2 separate regions of the Homo sapiens genome follow, and region 2 is linked to region 1. The links are chromatin contacts, found by Hi-C in ENCODE. All regions are on one chromosome and are shown on one strand. The core of a region is the stretch at or near the end of the contact, and the rest is flanking DNA. Distances in the headings are between cores, read along the strand shown.

Region 1 (2,874 bases), core at 68-2,567:
TAGGAGGATGCCTGTTCTCCACCTACCTCGCCAGCAGCCTGCGCTGCCCGGCTTGCCAGCTTCTGGGCCTGCCTACCGCTGCTGGATGAGATGCCACGTCCTGTTGTGGTTTTATCTTGTACTTCTCCTGCTAACAGGCAGGTTGAGAATCTTTTTATGTGTTTAAGTCCATTTGCTGTTCTTTTCTCTTTTTTGAAAAAGAACAGCTTGTTTATATCTTTTGCCCATCTTTCATTTGGGTTGTGTCTTGAGGAGCTCTTTATATACTTCTTTATTCTTGATATTTTTGTGTGCCTGATTCCTGACATATTTATTATTAATAATAATGGAGCAATAAAGTGAGTCACATAAAAAAAATAATGGAGACAGTGATTCCCAGGCCAAGAGACACATAAATTATTTAACTGCAGTCAAACAGGCTTATGTTAGAAGCGCTTTTTCCAAAATGCAATGTAGAGTTATTTAAATTTAAAAACATGCTGAGGAATTAAAGAAAGAAGCCATCTATGTTCTTCCTGGGGCATCATTTGAGCTCATTACGTGGACACCGCTGCCTCTGAAGCTGGTTCTGCCACACGCCTGACAGGCCGATCACAGCCTGACCTTGACCAGGCAGCATCCAGGGCGTCGCTGTCTCACCGTGGTCCCCAGTGTTTTGGGATTGAGGAGGGGTTCGGCTTCACTCTCTTCAGCGCCTGGGGCCTTCATCCTGAGCCGCAGTTGGAGCCACGGTCCCTGCTGCTGAGATGTGAGAAAGGCCTGCGCTGGGGTCTGGGAAATTCGTTTTCTCGCAGAAGGCAGAGAAGGCCGTGGAATAACAGGGCCGGGTTCTCACTGGCGGGACTGTTCACCTCTGCAATCTGCCCCTTAGTGCCTCGGCTGATTCTTGGTCTTTGGAGACCTGGTCCCCAGTCCCACCTCTGCATATGCCTCCAGATAACGCTCGCCATGTTTGGGGTGTATGAGCATGCTCCTTGCGTTCACTGTCACCCAGGCATCCCTCCCAGCGGCCCTGTGAGGCAGGTGCCACCCCACAGCCCTGCTCTCCCGCCGAGGAAACTGAGTACTGGGCTAATTCACCTGCCAAAGCTGCATGCTTGGAAAGTGGTGCTTAGAGCCAGGCAGGACTCACTGCGGCTCCTGTGCTCCACGCTGCCCCCCCGAGAGGCAGAACTTTCTCAGGCCACCTTCAGGGCCTCCTGGAGAGGTTGAGCCCCAGACTCCTGGGAAGCTGTTCCCCCACGTTCTGTACTCCACTCACAGGTGGACCCATCGCCTCCAAAGCCTGTGGGTCTCATTGGCTGGAATGTCTCACACTGCAGGGCACCTGGCCACCCAGGGGCGTGTCACAAATGCGGGCGGGGGGCAGGGCTCCACCCCACAAGCCTGCTCAGGAGGCCTCTCCACGATCCACAATCGACCACCTGTCCATGGAGCTCCGGGAATGCTGGCCCGGCCCCACTGCAGGGCTTCCCCAGCCCTCCTAGACACCCTGCACTTGCCCCTCCCGAGCGCGTGTGCCTGACCTGCTCCGCGGTGGGCGCAGAGCTCCTGCCGAGGGCTGGATGGCGCGGACCTGGGCATCGTGGCCTCTGCAGTGCCAGCTGTGCCCTAGTAGCCAGGGCGCCGTCGTCAGTCCATGGCTCAGGAGGACCACTGTGGGCCGATGAAATGCGACTGTGGACGAGGAAATTGTACTTTCCGAACATTTTCACGTGTCCCCAAACAGTTACTTTTCTTTTGATTTTTTTCAACCATTTAAGGACGTAAAAGCATTCTCAGTTCATGGACCACACAGACAGGCTGCAGGCTGCACGTGGACTGGGGGCGGGTCTGTGGGCCTCTGCTTCACAGGTCAGAGGTCGCTGGGTTTTCGTGTCTTCTGCTTTCCATTGCACAGTCCCACCCTCTCCTTGGATCCTAGAACTCTGCCCAGCTTGGACAGTCTCTCTACACCCAGAGACCGGTTTTCCGCTTCTTGTCTGCGTCCCTTGTAGCAGTCACCCACAGGGCGCTTGCCAGAGGACGGCCCCGAACTGCCTATGGGATCCCTCCAGGTCCTCTCAGAGCCTCCGTTTCTTGCATGTAAAATTGACACAAGAAGAGCCTCCCTGCAGGACTGCAGCCAAGGTTAGCCAGAACCATTTCCAGTCACGGAACCGTCACTCAGAGCAGCTCCCAGAACCATTTCCAATCATGGAAGCGTCACTCAGAGCGGCTCCTAGAACCATTTCCAGTCAGGGAAGCATCAATCAGAGCGGCTCCCAGAACCATTTCCGGTCACGGAACCATCACTCAGAGCGGCTCCCAGAACCATTTCCGGTCACGGAAGCGGCACTCAGAGCGGCTCCCAGAACCATTTCCGGTCACGGAAGCGGCACTCAGAGCGGCTCCCAGAACCATTTCCCGTCACGGAAGCGGCACTCAGAGCGGCTCCCAGAACCATTTCCGGTCACGGAAGCGGCACTCAGAGCGGCTCCCAGAACCATTTCCCGTCACGGAAGCGGCACTCAGAGCGGCTCCCAGAACCATTTCCGGTCACGGAAGCGGCACTCAGAGCGGCTCCCAGAACCATTTCCGGTCACGGAAACGGCACTCAGAGCGGCTCCCAGAACCATTTCCGGTCACGGAAGCGTCACTCAGAGCAGATTCTAGAATCATTTCCAGTCATGGAAGCATTACTTAGAGCAGCGTAAATTTCTTAGCAACCCTGGTGTTGACATATGTTGATTATAATGATATCCTTACAACATTAAACTACAAAGCCAAAACCAAAATACAAATTAAATAAAACTTAGTCTGTGAAACAGGTTAGATTCCAGGCAGGGTCTACGATTCTGGCTGGCTGTGCGAATCGACCTCTGACCCCAAATA
Region 2 (3,215 bases), core at 545-3,044, 120 kb after region 1:
GTGAGCTGTGGCTTTGTCTCCCGAACGGTGTGAGGTGTGGCTTTGTCTTCCTGAGCGGTGTGAGGTGTGGCTTTGTCTTCCTGAGCGGTGTGAGGTGTGGCTTTGTCTTCCTGAGCGGTGTGAGGTGTGGCTTTGTCTTCCTGAGCGGTGTGAGGTGTGGCTTTGTCTTCTGGAGCGGTGTGAGGTGTGGCTTTGTCTTCCTGAGTGGTGTGAGGTGTGGCTTTGTCTCCTTAATGGTGTGAGGTGTGGCTTTGTCTTCCTGAACGGTGTGAGGTGTGGCTTTGTCTTCCTGAGTGGTGTGAGGTGTGGCTTTGTCTTCCTGAGCGGTGTGAGGTGTGGCTTTGTCTTCCTGAGTGGTGTGAGGTGTGGCTTTGTCTCCTTAATGGTGTGAGGTGTGGCTTTGTCTTCCTGAGCGGTGTGAGGTGTGGCTTTGTCTTCCTGAACAGTGTGAGGTGTGGCTTTGTCTTCCTGAGCGGTGTGAGGTGTGGCTTTGTCTTCCTGAGCGGTGTGAGGTGTGGCTTTGTCTTCCTGAGCGGTGTGAGGTGTGGCTTTGTCTTCCTGAGCCGTGTTTTGCAGGCATTGAGTCGTCATTGCTGGGTCTTGCGTTTGGTTTAGTTTCTCGTCACCCCCCGGCTCTCTGTCCTGCCCATCACGATCATTCTCACTGCTCAGATGACACCGTTAACTGCCCTTTTTTTTTTCCTTTTAGCTTGCATTGGACACACACTACTGGACTTGGATCAACCATTTTGTCATCTGGGGGTCGCTGCTGTTCTACGTTGTCTTTTCGCTTCTCTGGGGAGGAGTGATCTGGTAAATATCTGATAAGTAGCTGATAATCTGATAAATATCATGTGGTTGTTATTTTTTTATCAAGGGTTGAAGACACATTTTCCGTGCGGCCCTGTTGGTTGGGGCAAGTGTTTGTTGAATGGCTGCTGTGTGCTGGGTGTCGTGGGGTCCTGGGATACAGTCGGGGGCAAGACACCGGGGGGTTCCTGCTCCGGTGACTTGCATCTTCCGGGGGAGAAAGACGCTAACTGATAACAGCTTGTGACGAGTTATACGGAGGAACAGACCAGGATTCCGCACCAGGGGACCCATGTCAGATTGAAAGGCCAGAGGTGACTTTTCAGAAACAGTCATTTGAAACCTGGAAGAAGAGCGCCATCATCACAGCAAGTCCCAGCTGGTAACCGCCTCCCACAACGAGGCACTGGCCAGGCATTCGACAGGTCCTGTCTCACTCCATCCTCACGCCCCGCAGCAAGATGGGGCCCAGGCATGGTGGGGCTGGACCTTGCCCGCAGCAGCCTGACTCATCGGGGAGCCTCTGGTTTGGGGGAGAGCAGCAGGCACGCAGGCCCGGGCGGGAGGAGGTCCTCCGTGAGTGGGAGCCGTGGCCAGCGGAGAGGGGCCCGGACCAGGCTGCAGAGCAGGCATGGTGGCCTCCTGGACCGCCGGCCGTGAGGATCCTGGCTCGAGGCTGTCGTGGTCAGTCGAGGCAGAGCACAGCAGAGTTGAGTGGCTCTTTTAAAAACCCCACGGTGGCTGCGTGTTGAGCTGGTGAGAGCGACATAGGCAGGGTGGTCAGTCTAGAGACTGTCGCTGTAAGCCAGGAAACGACGCTGAGTGGTATGGGCCCAGGGCCAGGTCCCAGTCTCAGCCCCAGCGCAGCAGCCTCTGCCACAGCCCTCTGCAGACCTGGGGTCAGTAGCCGGCCTAGGGAAAGCCAGCAACCCACTCAGGATCCCTCAGGGCCCCTGACCTGGGCGGGACTCTCAGCCCAGGAAGAGTCCCTCCGGATTCTCTCGTTCAGCCAGCGGCCCCTGGTGGCCCCAAGTTGCATTACACAGTCTCAGAGATGACAGCCCAGCTTGGAGGGTGTCAGGCACCCTGTCAGCCCCAGAGAAACCTGCTTAGCTCTAGAGAGCCCAGCCCGGCTCTGGAGAGCCCGGCCATTCTAACAGCCCTGAAGGCGATGGCTCTGTAAGAGGAAGATTCCATCCCAAACCTCTCTGACCAGCTCCTGGGCTTTGTAGCCAAGGAGCCACAGCCCGTCAGCCTTGGTAGAACCACAGCCTCTCACATTGTTTCCTAAAACATTGACCCCACGTCTTTGATGTGCTGGGAGCTCACCATGTCACCACCGCTTGGTGATGAGACCCCATCCTCCTGCCCGCCACCAGCACCACGTGGGTGCCCCCAGCCCCATCCCAGGTCTGCCAGCAGCTGCGTGTCCCTCCCGTTACCCACCATGCCCTGCTTCCGTTTCCCTCCTGTTGTCCACACACCAGTTTCACTGTGCTTCCTGGAGCTGGGGCCCTATCTCTGTGTCTCTGCCACCATCCGTAGTGCCTGGGATGTGAAAGGCGATCAGGAAACGTTACCGGAAGGCACGTATAGACGTGGACCTGTGGGCTCGGGCTGGCTGCGGGTCACTGGTCCCTGCATCCTTGCCAGCCTCCCTCATGGAGGCTGACGCAGACGTCTTTGAATCATCCTCTTTCTGGGGAGAGAAGTCATTGCTTGCTCTGTACTGACGACCAGTGCTCGGGACGTCCTTCCCATCCGAGACTTCAAGATAGAAAAACATCCCTATTTCAATCCCTTTGTGTTTTGTTTTTTGTTTTTTTTTTTTTTGCTTCTGTGAAACTGAACTTCAGAGACTTCTATGTCCCATTTGAGATGACTTCATAGAATTCCTTCTCCCGTTCCTCTTACCCCAGCATTACCGGGAGGTTCAGTGTTCATTTTTTATATGATAAATTCAGAGCAGGCTCCGTGGCTTGCCAAGCAACTCTCACTGACAAAAGTGTAAACTCCCTGAACAGACGGCCTCTCCAGTGAGTAGAGAGGCCAGCCCCAGGGAGTACATGCCTCACCAGCGGCTTCTCTTCCCTGCCCCTCAGGCCGTTCCTCAACTACCAGAGGATGTACTACGTGTTCATCCAGATGCTGTCCAGCGGGCCCGCCTGGCTGGCCATCGTGCTGCTGGTGACCATCAGCCTCCTTCCCGACGTCCTCAAGAAAGTCCTGTGCCGGCAGCTGTGGCCAACAGCAACAGAGAGAGTCCAGGTACGGAGTGTCCCCAGCCGGGGCGGGGGTGCCTCAGGGCCCTGGCCTTAGGATTGGGAGATGACCGTTTTGAAAGACAGTGTGAAAGGTTTGGATTTCATGAAACGTGATCAGTTCAGGTATCACTAATGAGTGTC

The links. A loop is a pair of places that touch in the nucleus more often than their neighbours do. Pooled maps may share reads with other maps.
Region 2: a pooled map shows a loop between it and region 1 (8-fold over the local background). The contact joins the enhancer-like site here to the promoter of ATP11A-AS1 in region 1. A Hi-C loop is called at or near these places in 1 of 168 maps with a recorded cell type or tissue (GM12878), 9 of 37 single-sample maps with no recorded cell type and 10 of 50 pooled maps.

Annotation. Positions count from the first base shown.
Region 1 is chr13:112,753,414-112,756,287 of GRCh38, forward strand. It overlaps ATP11A-AS1 (ATP11A antisense RNA 1), which reads right to left and starts at 1,318. Exons shown (of 2, transcript NR_046661.1): 1 at 1,081-1,318. All of the region lies in intron 1 of ATP11A (ATPase phospholipid transporting 11A), which reads left to right. RefSeq lists enhancers at 1,595-2,794, 2,774-2,874.
Region 2 is chr13:112,872,864-112,876,078 of GRCh38, forward strand. It overlaps ATP11A (ATPase phospholipid transporting 11A), which reads left to right. Exons shown (of 30, transcript NM_015205.3): 27 at 710-813; 28 at 2,913-3,078. Among named protein-coding and RNA genes, the nearest start is that of MCF2L-AS1, 94 kb to the right of the region's middle. RefSeq lists enhancers at 1-666, 1-307, 308-807, 429-478 and a silencer at 2,369-2,558. Within about 2 kb of position 1,795, at least 20 of the 41 ENCODE cell types and tissues checked have a DNase peak (open chromatin) inside an H3K27ac peak, as active enhancers do; they include GM12878, where a contact is called at or near this core.